2 separate regions of the Homo sapiens genome follow, and region 2 is linked to region 1. The links are chromatin loops, found by intact Hi-C in ENCODE. Cell type or tissue: endothelial cell of umbilical vein. All regions are shown on one strand. Each heading gives the region's core, and the rest is flanking DNA. Links, peaks and the distances in the headings are about the cores only.

Evidence for each region. Peaks named below come from ENCODE experiments on the same cell type or tissue, not always from the same donor. Only the 100,000 strongest peaks of a DNase experiment are listed, where the experiment ranks them.
Region 2: it touches region 1 in a loop (2.4-fold over the local background); 7 of 110 quality-filtered maps call a loop at or near these places.

Annotation. Positions count from the first base shown.
Region 1 is chr13:94,307,159-94,314,173 of GRCh38, reverse strand. The region is part of intron 6 of GPC6 (glypican 6); the gene reads right to left. Among named protein-coding and RNA genes, the nearest start is that of GPC6-AS1, 120 kb to the right of the region's middle. RefSeq lists an enhancer at 1,346-1,915. In endothelial cell of umbilical vein, for the core only: no CTCF peak of the experiment used is centred there; DNase peaks (open chromatin) are centred at 2,043 and 3,503; H3K27ac peaks cover 3,246 bases.
Region 2 is chr13:94,229,621-94,236,635 of GRCh38, reverse strand. The region is part of intron 4 of GPC6 (glypican 6); the gene reads right to left. Among named protein-coding and RNA genes, the nearest start is that of GPC6-AS1, 45 kb to the right of the region's middle. In endothelial cell of umbilical vein, for the core only: no CTCF peak of the experiment used is centred there; no DNase peak of the experiment used is centred there.

The DNA.
Region 1 (7,015 bases), core at 609-5,608:
ACTGTTCTCTGGAGAAGACATAGCATGTCTAACTGACTTGGAAAGTAACGGCTTTTCTAAACAGTCACTTGCCTTTTGATGACGCCAGCACTAACAACATGCTATAATGTAGATTGTACATAGCAGCTAGTTTTACTAAGTGCTATGCAACAGAGAATAACTCAATCAATAATTTATTGATAGATTGATATCTACCGAATGCATCAATTTGGGTTTAGCTGAAGTCTAGGAATTCTGAAAGAAATTTTAAAGCCTGAAGCAGAAAATAAGCATATCAACATGCCATAAAATAGATATAAAATCTCTAATAGCCCTATTTTGGCTCTGAAAGTGTAACATTTCATTTTTTATGATACAGAGGTCACCAAAGCTCTTGCTTAAGTGTTTCTGAGGATAAAGGAGAGTTTAATCCAGAGTTGAAAAGAGTTTTGTTAACAAATCGCCCCCAATATGATTTAATATAACTCACACTTAATATTAAGTTGTGCAAAATTGTTCCCCTTCCAAAACATGTTGCATAACATTATTTCGTTGTCAGAATCCATATGATTCTCTGAACATGTCTTAAAGCAGTGATGTGGACTGGGCTTTAGTATCTCCCAGGGAGTTACGTAGCCAGAGTGAGTGTACTCTTCCTTCTCCCCAGGGTATACAGCCCTGTGCAATTAAACACAACTTTGCCAGGACTGAAAGAGAGGTCTATGTGCCTTCTATTTTCACTATTCTTACACATGCCCAAAAGAATAGCTTCTCAGGGATGTAAAAATAGTTCACTGCCCATTGGGTGTGAACTGAAAAATCCACATAAGGGCAGGAGTTCCATCCAGGTTTCCAACAGTGCATACCATTGAATTAGATTCGTGCATCCTTCCACTCCATGGAATAAGCAGAATATCCTGGAGATAAGCCATCATTTTATATATGTGTCTTATGATGTTCCCCACTTGGGCCTTATCAATCACAGCCTCCTAAATGGAAAGAAGCCTGTGACAGGCGGCTCTCTCTGCTACCACATGCTGCTGATGTTGCCCGGAGAAGAGCAGAAACCGAGACAGAATACGTTGGGTGGTTTGGTTTTAACGTTTTTTTATTTTCTCCCTGCTTTGAAAGCTCACTGCATTTTGCTGCTGTTATTACCAAGGGTTCATTGAAAATGAAACTGGGGTGTCTCAGTGGGGTTTCGCAGCAAATAGATAAAGCAGGTTCAGGCAAGACCGGGTCGTTCACAACCTGAAGTGGATGAAGCAGTAGCCATTTGTTTGCTGGGGTGAATGGGACATAATTTATTCAGCTGCAGCGGAGGCTGAAAGCCAATCTGGCCTTGACCCATTTATCTTTAGAAAACTAATTAAAGTGGAGAATCTAGCTTACTGTTGTTATTGAGGTTTTACTTTTTTTGTTCAGGCCAAGCGAAGACTGAGGGTGAGTGCATGTGTGTGTGTGTGTGTGTGTGCGTGCGCGTGTGCGTGTGTGTCTTCGTGTGTGTCTGTGTTGGGGTGGAAGGTGGGAAATATCAGTTTCACCTAAACACAGTGGCTGAAGGTCTAGATAATAAAGCAGTTTCTTAAGCACAGCCTGACATCCTTTTGAAATGCAAACTAGTGGATTTAGCTGGGTGCAGAATCCTTTGAGGTGACAATGAAATGCCATGGCAATTTAAAATGAACAACAGACAGTTTCCTGATTTCTTATAACCAACAGTTTCTAAATCGCACCAAAACAGCCCCAAAGAGGCATGGAAGAACATTTTTATCACCAGCATTTTACTGAAACTGGTACTAACCATCAGGCAGGAAATAATGCCAGAATGTTAGCTGCTTTGTCCATTTTGTTTCAGAACAATTAAAAAAGTTGCATATCTTGATGATCTTTTGTAAGTACTTAAATATGTATGTAATAATATTAACAACATGTTTGTCACCAGTGACCTACCGATGAATTTCAAAAGTTACAGTGTATTTTTGGAAGATTCATATACAAAACAGACATCTGGTTTTTGTGTTGTTTGTTTGTTTTGGCCTAGATAAGGTTATAGGGACAAGTAGGGAAGTCCAGCAGACACACAGGGATGTTATGATATGTATTCATTCCAGTATGTTCAAGGAAGTGATAACTCTTCAGGAAAGCTACAAGGGTCATGATAACTATTAGATAAGGAAACTGAACTGGACCAGCTGCAGGAAAACCTGGAGCTCCCAAGAGATTGTGTTGGAAAGGGCAGACACTACTGACTTAACTGAAGCCACTTTAGTTATCAATGGGACCAATCGAACAGAACCCTGACTTGTCCCACCCATGATGTTTTCCCCTCCCCTTTCCCTCTTAGTGTCAGGAGCCCTTGAGCTATTTGTCTTCCCTGTCCCCTTCTCAAGGTCTTCCTTTCTGCAGCGTTCCTGTTCCAGATTTACCTCCTAACTTTCTTCACCCAAATTGCCCTGGTCTCAGGGCATATGGATATGGGCATATGATCTCAGGAATAATGAATGGGGATAGTACTCAGGGGACAATTTCTTTTTAAAAACATGATTTCAAAGAAGGGATTTTAGACATTGTGTTATCACTGCCTGGATTTAAGGCCAAACAGTTAACACTATGATGTCACAGGTGTGCTGCACAAATAAGTATGTGCCCCTCAGGTGAGAGTCACCTTCCTTCCTCAGTCCATGATACCATGTAGAGTGCATGTATTTAAGAAGTGTTATCAGGGCTGGACACAGTGGCTCTCGCCTGTAATCCCAGCACTTTGGGAGGCCCAGACGGATGGATCACTTGATGCCAGAAGTTCAAGACCAGCCTGGAAAACATGGTGAAACTCCGTCTCTACTAAGAATACAAAAATTATCTGGGTGTGGTGGTGTGCACCTGTAATCCCAGCTACTCGGGAGGCCAAGGCAGGTGAATCACTTGAACCTGGGAGGTGGAAGAAGTAAGATTCCATCTCAAAAAAAAAAAAAAGTGTTATTAGCATGCAATGGTATTGTGGAAACCAGATTAGATAACTGATTATTTTGGTTGATATAGTCAAGTAAGATAGCCTGAGTGTTCTTGTCCTCAGCCCCATATTGGGGGTAATCTTTCAAGTAAAAAATATCCAATGTTCCCTCTCCAAATGCTCTGAATGCTCTGAAAGATATCAGGAAATTCAAGTAGAAAACGAAAAGCAAACAACCTATTTTTTAATCCCTTGAATTTTCTATGTCTCAGCTAATGGAAACATTAGCACCTTATGCATGAGGGCTGATGTTGGTTTGTTCTTATTAGCACAAGAAGAAAAAGGCCAATATATTCTAACAGGGAAGAGCTAGTTTTCCAGGCGGACTACGCATCGTCTGAACATTGGGACAGAATTTAAATCAGCCATTCGATGAGCTGGTCTTCCACCAAGATTAGATTGAAAACTTGGCCATTGGAAAAGAATATGAAAATGGTTGTTAACCATAAATCACAAGCAGAGAGGAAATGACTAAACAAGTTGGCTATGTGCAGTATTCAATCCACTCCAGATAATTTGGAAAGGGATAGTGGAGGAGGAATTTCTCAGGGACTCTCCGGAATGACTGTACAAAGACAAATGGGAATGAGAGGAAGAATAAGACCAATGCTTACACTATGCTGCATAGTCCGCCACACAGTCCTCTGGGAAGCAAGAGGAAAACAAATTTAAAGGAAAAAGAAAAAGAGATTATTCTATACATAATAGCACAGAACAGGCACAAAGTTGAGCTTTGTTGGTTGGCATTCCACCCATCCCCACCCCAAATTCCCTCAGAATGACCAGTAGGATATTTGAGAAATCCACATCCACAGTACAGTGTTGAATACTTACTGGAGATTTATGGCTCTAAGTCATCACCAACTTGTTGAGTTAATTTCCAAACCTGGCTTTTTTTTTAAATTTACTTTTATAAAATATATTCCTCTAAGATACACCATGCACAGTCCATTTTTACTCTAATGAATCAGCTGGAATAAAGTAACTGACACTCCCTGTCCAAGTGCGTCTGTGAGCTGTAGAACATGTTGTGCTCTAATTTTCTGAGCTGTACAACTAATTGCCTTTTACAGAGGCTAATTTGAAATACCTTTTGATGCTCAGATCTTAAAAATCGAGCTATTTTGTGCTGATTTATTTTTATACTTGACATTTCCAGTGAATTGGAACCGTCTTTTAAAAAATTATAGTTTCACATCAAATTATGTAAGAGAATTTGCAGAGTACACATTTAAGAATAAAGGAACATAACCAGTCTCTTCCTGAGTACAAACAATAATCTCTGGCCTGTTTGATTGAAAGTCATTAATAGTCAGCTAGGACAGAGGGGCTTCTAAGGGGAGTTTGTTGGTGACAAGAAAGCAACGTGATGGTAGGATGACTCTGTTAACTGAATTACTGCAGTTGATAACATTAGTATCCTCAACAAATCATGGCTGTTGGCGGTAGGGACTGCGATAGACTCAGATGAGTTGGCTTTCCATGAGCAGCTAAATTTATAAAAATACATTCACTCATTCTTGGATAACACAAACCACTTTAGGGTAGTATGTCTGAAAGCTTCTGACTACCTCAACTGCTTCTTATGTGTATATAACTTTAGAGGAGCAAATGGAAATGTTCCCTAGAGATACAAAAGAATTTATAAGTTCCTTATAAATATAATAAGATGTTAAATGATGGAACTGGTGTATTTTTTAAGAGAGAGTTTTGTTTTCAATTATTTTATATAAGGTATAGCAGCAGTTTACTCAGCTTGGGGTTGGTAGTTTTATTTTTAAAACAAACCCCATAACGACCAGTTCACATTAAAAAAATAGCTTTAGAATAACTGATATAAGAACATTTACCAACAGGGCCCAAAGTTATTACCACAGGTACTAATTTAAATGGCACTAAGAAGTAACTCTCCAAGTGCTTTATAGTTATTTTCATTTTGGCAAAAGGGGTGGGGTGATTGGAGTAGTGTTTTGATATCGTCCTTGGAAGCATTTTTCTGCTGAAACACTTCAAGAAATGAAGAGAAATCTTTTCCAATTATCCTCCTTTTCTCAGACACATGCTTCTTATAAATATTCAGGAAACATCTTTTCCAGGGAAAATTAAAACAGGAGTAGGTAATATGAGACTTGTTTATAAACAGCCTAAATAGGCTGTAATGGATGACAGGCCCATCTGGATAGTTTCGCAGTGCATCCTTCTTAAAGATGAGCGTGTTTGACTGTTGGACTGGAGTCTGGCCAAGGATAACTCCCCCAACTTTCCAGTGTTCAGAGCTATATTGGAACCCCAAAGGACGAAGGCCTCAGGAGAGCCAATGGCTGCTGAGACTCTGTTATTAGCTTTGGACCTAACTCGTGTCTCTCAGGAATAACCTCGGTATAGCTCCGTTTGATGCGCAAACAGTGCCTTGTTCTCAGGAGCTGAGCAAAGTGGGCTTATGGCTGGCTGTGCATTACACGTCACTAATTCTTACCATTTGGGAAGGGATCAGAATTTAATAAAAAAATCAGTAAAACTGCAATTTTCACTTACAGAGCCTGAAGCCACACCTTTGAGGAAGTAAATGCTACATGCTGTCTGAGAATGTTTTAGAATAAAATTGGCTTATTGATTTAAATACTTAGGCACAGAGTCTGGTCCTTGGCTTTTACTTGTGATGATACGTTTAACCATTACCAATCATTTTCAGAAAAAGATGGATAAAATATATTTTTGAGGGGTGCAAAAGGTAGAAGATTTTCATTCTGTTTGCTACTTGTCTATACTCTCGAGACCTTTATAGCTAGAGCATTTTGAACATTACCAATAAAGTTCCTTTATAAAAGGTTCAAATCTCAATTTTCATGTCCATCAGATTTTAAACACCAGAGAAAATTCTCGAAGTGTTGATGCTTTACTTAGTTTATGCTAAGCTGCAAAAACATTGTCTTTAGAAACATATTTTTCTTGCTCTACTTCCCCTGTTTAAGGGTGTGTGTTTATTTCTCCCGGGGATGAAGGAAAACGGCTTCTCTGTTTCAGAGGGAAAAAATTAATTAGTTGCCATACATATCATTATATTATTCAAATTCAGTGCAATTTTAACTAAGTGCAAAATGTACCCAGTTCTTTTAAAACTTCTTATTTTATTGTGGTAAGGATACTTAACATGACATCTACCCTCTTAACAGTTTTTTTTTAAGTGAACAATACACTATTGTTAGCTGCAGGCACAATGTAGTACCTCAGATCTTTAGAACTTATTCATCTCACACTGTACTCCTGTTCTTAAATTAGATTTTACAAAAATTCAGAAAAGACTGAATTGTTCCAATAACTAAGTTAGAGCCAGCAAAAATGGGAAAAAAGGGACCAAACCCATACTCACCATTTGTCCTCTGGTTAGAAAGATCTTGATATACAATGCAATTTGTAAAGTAAAATTTAAACAATATAATCTAATGAAAACCATCATTTCTTTAAAACAGCTGACTAGTTATTTGGTGGAATCTAATTGGTTGTTTAAAAGAAAAATGGTGACTATTTTTAAACTTTTCCTGAAACTGCAATAGAGAATAGATGTAAGCCGCTGAGCACGTTGGCTCATGCCTGTAATCCCAGCACTTTGGGAGGTCGAGGCAGGTGGATTGCTTGAGCTCAAGAGTTCGAGACCAGCCTGGACAACATGGCAAAACCACGCCTCTACAAAAAAATAAAAAGCTGGGCATGGTGGTGTATGCCTGTGGTCTCAGCTACTCAGTAAGCTAAGGTAGGAGGATCACTTGAGCCCAGCAGGTCAAGTTTGCAGTGAGCCATGATCATGACACTGCACTCCAGCCTGGGGCAGAGTGAAGCCCCGTCTCAAGGGAAAAAAAAAAGAATAGATATAAGCCAGGTAAAGTAGAAGGTTGCAGCAACTACAAATATCTACACTAGAGAGAAGGTTTTATTTGCTAATAAATGGCAATAAATTTATAACAAAATGTAACAGTTAGTTACCCCTTTATTTTGATACTTCATGGATAGGCCTTTAGGTTGTAA
Region 2 (7,015 bases), core at 1,252-6,251, 78 kb after region 1:
TTTCATTTTAAAGTTTTCCCTGATCGCCTCACCTTGGTTTATATTCTTACTCCCTTCAATCTTCATAGCATTTCTTTTAGAATACAGATTTTTACCTGATATTTTAGCATTTTATGCAATTGTCTTGATGTCTCTACATGTTCTGAAAACAGGCACTGTCTCATACACCTGGAAGCCCCCTAGTCTTAATATTTAGTTCCTGTCTCTTAACACAATTCTTGTCCAAAGCAATAGCTGAATATCGACTTCTGAGTTTTAGTTCAAGGACTAAAATACTTGCAGAGGAAATCACAAAGTTCCTGCTGATTACAGGTTTATAGAACATCCACTGTAAACATTAACTCAGGGTATGCTGCTGCTCCGTCAACTAATCTCTCAGAATTTCATTTTCTTTATAAATGGGGCTAATAATATTTATCTAATAGGGGGACTCAGAGGATTCTTTAATTAATGATGAAACACATTCCAAGATCCTCAGAGGAAATAAGAAGATAAACATTATTATATCTCTTATTACTGCAGATAGCAGTTATTAAACTCCCCCATAAACAGGAACCAAGAAAAATTTCAGGCCAAACTAATAGTTTAATAAGAAGCAGCCAGGGGCTACTACAGTTGAGCTAACGTAAACACTTTGGCAGAAATTAATCCCTTCTTTAGTTGTTATTAATACTGGACAAGAAGAGTTCTCAGGGTCTCAGTTTCGTCACCTGTGTAATGGAGACATTGGACAAGGTGACCTCAAAGGTGTCTTCTAGCTTCAATATTCTCAGCGAATCTCTGATCTTATTAACATCTCAAATCTGCAACTAATTGACTGGTTCTACATGTTTTAATATGATTGTGTGCCACTATCACTGCTTTCTCCCAAGGATTCAATTTTACCCAAAGAGTTGAAGGACCAGTGTAGATTTTCAAAGAATCATTAGGAGGTAGGATGCTGTATAACATTTTTCAGAGAGCTTGAATATGTAAATTTAAGTTTTTGAGTCTTGGTGTCCCAGAAAATTTTTTGGCATAGGGTAGAGAAATAATCAGGAAATATCCATGTGTACTCTACTACCTCATTTGCTAATCAGAGTTTCTTGCAAATAGAAATTAGTGTTTCTCATTTGTATGTCCCCTGTGGCTCAAGGTAATAATGTTTATCAAGGTTCCCTAGGAACACTGCAGAGCCTTAGGGATCAATTGGCCCTGGTAAAGTAAGGCCGCTCAATGAGGATGGTAGGCATTTAGCAACAAATCAAAGTTAGTACTTTTTTCTTTTTTTTGGAGAATGCTTGTGGAATGGATATTCTGAAATGTCCTGTTGAACTGTGAGAGACGCTCCCAGAGATTGTTAAAAAATTCCGTCCTTGGTTCATTATACCTGATGTGAGTTCAAAATGGTCTTGAAATATCAGAACCACTGGAGTGTAGTGCTTTATAGCTCACTCTTTGATCTCCAGTTCAACATTGTTCTCAGAAGGTGTGCCCAGGTATCCTGAGGATTTATCATGCTGTCTTTCTTTTTTTAACTTATTGTGGTGAAAAATATCCAACGTAAATTTACTCCCTTAACAATTTTAAGCATACAGTACAGCCTTGTTAACTCTATGCACATTGCTGTACAGATCTCTAGAACTTTCCATCTTGCATGACTAAAAGGCTCTATGCATTGAACAACTCATTTCCCTTTTCCCCAACCTCCTGGCAACTACCATTTGACTGTCTCTATGAGTTTGACTACTTTACATAACTCATATAAGTGGAATTATGCAGTATTTGTCTTTTTGTGATTTGCTTATATCACTTAGAATAATGCCCTCAAGATTTATCTATGTTGTGGTATATGCTGACTTTTAAAACACACAGCTTTTGTCCACAAAATCCTTATTTCTATTGCGTCTGGTTGATAGCCTGTTAATTCCTGGGAGGAAGAGAAACTTCCTGAAACACTGGAAAAAAAGAGTTAATAGGTCAATACCAGAATTTTTATTCCATAGTTCATAAAACAAGCTTTAAGGGTCCAAGAAGTTCTTTAAAGAGATCTAACTATCTGGACATATCAGAATGACAAGATAATATTAACTTGTTTTTTTAAGTTCTTGGGTCACAGTAAAGTGATATTGCAAAAAAAAAAAAAAAGCAAACAAAAGAACGGCCTCCTTTTGTTCAACAGAGACATATTTTCAGTAGCAGAAACTAATTTTTAGCTTCAGTATTACATGTAGAAAAGAAACATCTTCCAGTGATCATGAGGTGGTCTGGTGTCTGATTCCATGAGAATTTTGTGCCTATTGATACCCTAGTATTAATACAACAGATACAATAAAAATGAATTTAGTTATACCTGTAAACATGGAATACTTCTGAGTTCACAGTACATCCTTACCCTTTTCTCACAGAAACTTCAGAAGGATAAATGGAATGATTTTTAGAATAAGGTTTAATACTGGCTTTAGCATTTAGGCTTTGAATCACCTATCTGAGCCTCGGTTTCCCCAGATGTCTCTTCTGTCTCCCAGCATTGCAGGGGAAATGAGGTGTGACTAAATAAGATTATGTAGGCCATGGTTTTGATCTAGTAGAGTTACTGCCCTACAAATAAACACCTCGCCCTGACTATTTCTCATACTTCAAATGCCAGTGCTTCCAGTTGTTCTAAAATTTAGTCCTCTGCTAGAAGACGTACTGTTACAGTAGTCCCCCCTTAGCCCTGGGGGGTATGTTCGAAGACCCTCAGCATATGCCTGAAACTGTGGATAGTACCAAATCCTATATATGCTATGTTTTTTTCTGTACATATATAACTATGAGAAAGTATAATATGTACATTAGGCACAGTAAGAGATTAACAACAAGAACTAAGAATAAAATACAACAATTATAACAATAAACCAAAATCACTCCTCTTGTACCTTTGGGTCATTATTAAGAAATATAAGGGTTCCTTGAACATAAGCACCTCAACACCAAAACAACGAATCTGAAAATCAAGGCGGCTACCAAGTGACTCACACCAGGGGAGGGAAGACAGTGTGGAGACGCTGGACAAAGAGATGATTCATGTCCCTCGTGGGACTGAATGGGATGGTGCCAGATTTCACTGCAATATTCAGAACAGTGGGAAACTTAAAACGTATGCATTGTTTATTTCTGGAATTTTCCATTTAATATTTTCAAGCTATAGTTGGCTGTGGGTAACTGAAACCAAAAAAGTGAAAGAGCAGATAATGGGGGATGGTATTAATGGGTTAAACATAGAAAAGAGATAAATTAGGAGCTATTTGCTTATGAGTTACTTCTTTATTGACAATAAGATTAATGGCTCCCAATTTTTTAGCACCTCTTAGGCCTGTCTTTTTTGTTGTTATTGTTGTTTGTTTGTTTTTAGATCTACATTAGAGCTGGGCTTTACATAATTCTCTCCATCCAAAAAAATTTCCTTTATACAGTCAGTTCCTCTAGCGCTTTTAAATATGATGCAATTTCTCATATTTTTGTTTCCCTACAAGTTTTTAAGAAGACAGTGATGGGTACATTGTGGTGCATATTTGTATCTCACACAACTTTGAAAGGAAATACAAATTAAGCCAGTCTGACCTCCCGTGCAAGTCAGTTCCATGTTTCCTGGTCCCACCAAAAAAAAAAAAAAAAAAAAAAAAAAGTTATAAAACCTGAACTATTGTGAATTCCTACAGGATTTAAAATGTGACATTTACATTAACCATAATTACATTACCTGGTTACACATTCTGGTGCCTGACTTATTCTTTTGGCCAAAAATGGTAACAATCAGCCAGTCACTAGAGTCCTTTCTACTCCTCCAAGGCCTCCACCTTGGCCCAGAGTCAGGTATCCGAGACACATAAAAACTCACGGATGTTCTTCCAGCCTCCTGTTTCCAAGGTTTCTGGAACAGGTGGTCATTAATGCAAATTTATGGGCCATTACAGAATCTAAAAAAATATGTCATCGTTGAATAAAATCCATAAGCTCTTCACACTTGGTTTTTAATTACCAAATATGTAAAATAGGAAAGTTATAGATTTAGCTGTACTGGCTTCTAGAAAAGGTACTGAACTAAACATTCTTTGACACCCTGCCCCACCCCCCCAAAAAAAACCCACCTCCTGAAGGGGGGCAATTGCTTTGGTAAAAATTTAGATTTCCTCTATTTAAACAAGTTGTATAAAAATCTAAAGCAATCACTGTCTCAAAGAGGGTGTGTTGTTACTATTTCTGTCAGTGCCAGTGTGTGACGTGGCAGGCGACCATGAAAGCACTGCTCCGTGTTCTGGGGTGTGCGCACGTGCCATGGCATTGCAGGACATGTCTCTCCTGCTCGTTTCCTTAAGGAGTGGGTTAGACTGAAAGAAAGCAAATAGTTTGGAGTACCATTAGTCCTTGTTTAAATTTAAAGTGAGAACTAAGCTAAACATGGTCATATGAAAGGAATACTTTTTAGGAATGAATGGGTTAGTCAGTACATGAGAAGTAGATTTTAAAGAAGCTATTGCTATATCTTGGTTAAGAAACATGTCTGCAACAGAGATCTTTGCTTTCTTAGAAAATATATTTTTCGGTGTTGTTTTAAAGGATTCTCTATTCACCACAGCTAACACTTCTCCTGTCTTCTCTCTCAACATGGTCGGCTCTTGTTGGTTTACAATAGATAAATAGAGTTGCGATTTGGACCTTTGGGATTTTTCTTTTTCTTTTTCTTTTTTGATCAGAATAAAAGAGTCGAAAAACTTTTTAAAAATTTTTATTAAAACGAAGCTTCAGTTATTCACATAGTCACAAGCAGACATTTTTTTTGTGTTTTCATTTTAATAGCCAGGTCATTTTGTTTTTATTTTATTTTATTAAATAAAGTCTATTATTTCCTCTGACATTTATTTTTCTGACCCCAAGATTAGGAAAAACTGATCATAGGAAAAGATCATTTGCTATCACTCTGCTTAGCTTGCATTTTAATGATAAGAAAGCCATTTTCCGAGATCTCTTTCAGGCTGAAAATGTTTCGCCCAATTTGTGTGAATTTTTAATAACAGCAAAATAAGCAAACCCTCTGATGACAACATTTAGCATTGATTTTTAATAACCTCATGCCTTTTAAGTTGCCCTTTGTATCTTGTTGGTGGGCAAAAACCTTTCTATAGAAAATTAATCAGAAAATAAAAATTTATTTCTGATGCCTTCCTTATTCTTGGGGTTTATGAGAGGCGATGACACGGACTGCCAAATGTTTCTGAACTTGCTTCTTCAGAAACAGTGCCAAGGCCAACAGCCAATAGGATCGTTTTTAATTTTCTGCTTAGTAATATTTCCTCTCTCTTCATGGTTGGATTCTCCTTGGCTTCACAGCGGGGAGCTGTCTCTACAAATAGCCCTTGTGATTGACTACACCAGCCCAAGGGTCCCTGAGATTGTCTGTTGGGTCAACATAATGATGTGAACACGGCAGTGTTTATTATTTTCTCACTCAACAAATTAATGAAACTTTGCAGAACATCTAGTATACACCAAACCTTGTGCTAGGCTCTAGGGGTCTAGTAGTGAACAATTCAGCCAAAGTCTTAGCAACATGGCTATGGAGACACAGCTAGGCTTCTGTACATTCTTTTTAATGTAGCTACGTGCTACCTTATGTGCCAGGCAATGTCCAGAAGAATCTCCCTGTCTCCCTTCCCCCAAGCCTGACCCTTTCTGGCTTCAGACTCTTCACCTGAAAAATGAGTAAATAACACCTTCCTCATTGTCTTGTTGGAAAGATTGAAGTGAAAGATGCTTATTATGATGTCTGGCACAGAGTACACTCATACATGTTACCTATTCTTACTGTCATCTCCAATAATGGTAAGAGTTCAAAAAATAATATTTATTATCTGCTATGCATTTATACGCTAGGCTGTATGCTGAACACTTTTAGGTACATTTTTTGCAACACTCTCAACAATCCTCTGAGATGAGTCTGATCATTTAGGTCAAGGGAATTTAAGTAGTTAGCCAAGGGATGCCCAGCTACTGAGACTGATGGGTTTTGTTCTGAGGAGATACCCTTCTTGGATTAGATGATCATTAGTGGCTCCTGGCTTGATGGTCCAGGTATCACTTGGAGAATGCTAGAGTGTGAGGAGAGTGTCTCTGGCACACGTGTCAGGAGTCAAGGATGGGACTGATGGGACTGTTCATGGCCAAGTCCATAATCTTAACACCAATGGTGGGGAGGGTCCTCAGATTGTCCCAGTTAGATCTGTTCTTCTCCCATTTCTTTGTGTGAGATCCACTGTGGGGCTGGGTGGAGGTCATGGGAAAGCCCTCCCCTGGGCACAGGGAATCCAGCCATGTGACCTGGAGCAGGACTTGGGCATTTCTAGTCACCAGTTTTCTCACACATAAAATAAGAAGAGCAGTTCCAGAATTCCTTTTCTCTAGATAAGGAAGGGAAGGTACTGAGTGTTTTCAGTCTTTACATATGGTAACTTGTTTAAATCTTCCAGTGACCCCATGAGGAAAAAGTATGGTTTTACCATTAAAAAAACGGAGGTTCAGACAAACTAAATAATCTGCCCCAAATTGTCTAGCCACTCAGAGGCAAAATCAGCCCACGAATCTGTCTGCCCAACTCCAAATCTCAAGTTCTTTTCCTGCTACCACACCATCCCTGGCTTCCTGTTCATTTCCCACTGATAGTAACTTGGGCATCTTCTCTCTCACACAAAAGGTCATAGAATATCTGTCACCAAATGTATCCTGAAACAGATCCCATCCAGTCTTGGAGGCCTTCTGTGAAAGTGTTGATTTTCAAGTGAGTTGGGATGAAGAGTCATGCTTTTCTGTTTGTGAGTTACTGTCATCTTTTTTATTCAAGTCTTTTAACCTGGATTATCCCAGCACTCTTTTTATCTCTGCTTTTCACATGGCAGTGGAACTGCAAGGTTGCACAGGTCTGGTTGTTTGTAAGTCAATGAGGCTATCCTTCTAACCTTGTGTTATTGAGCAGGGGGAGATCACCCAACTGCAAACG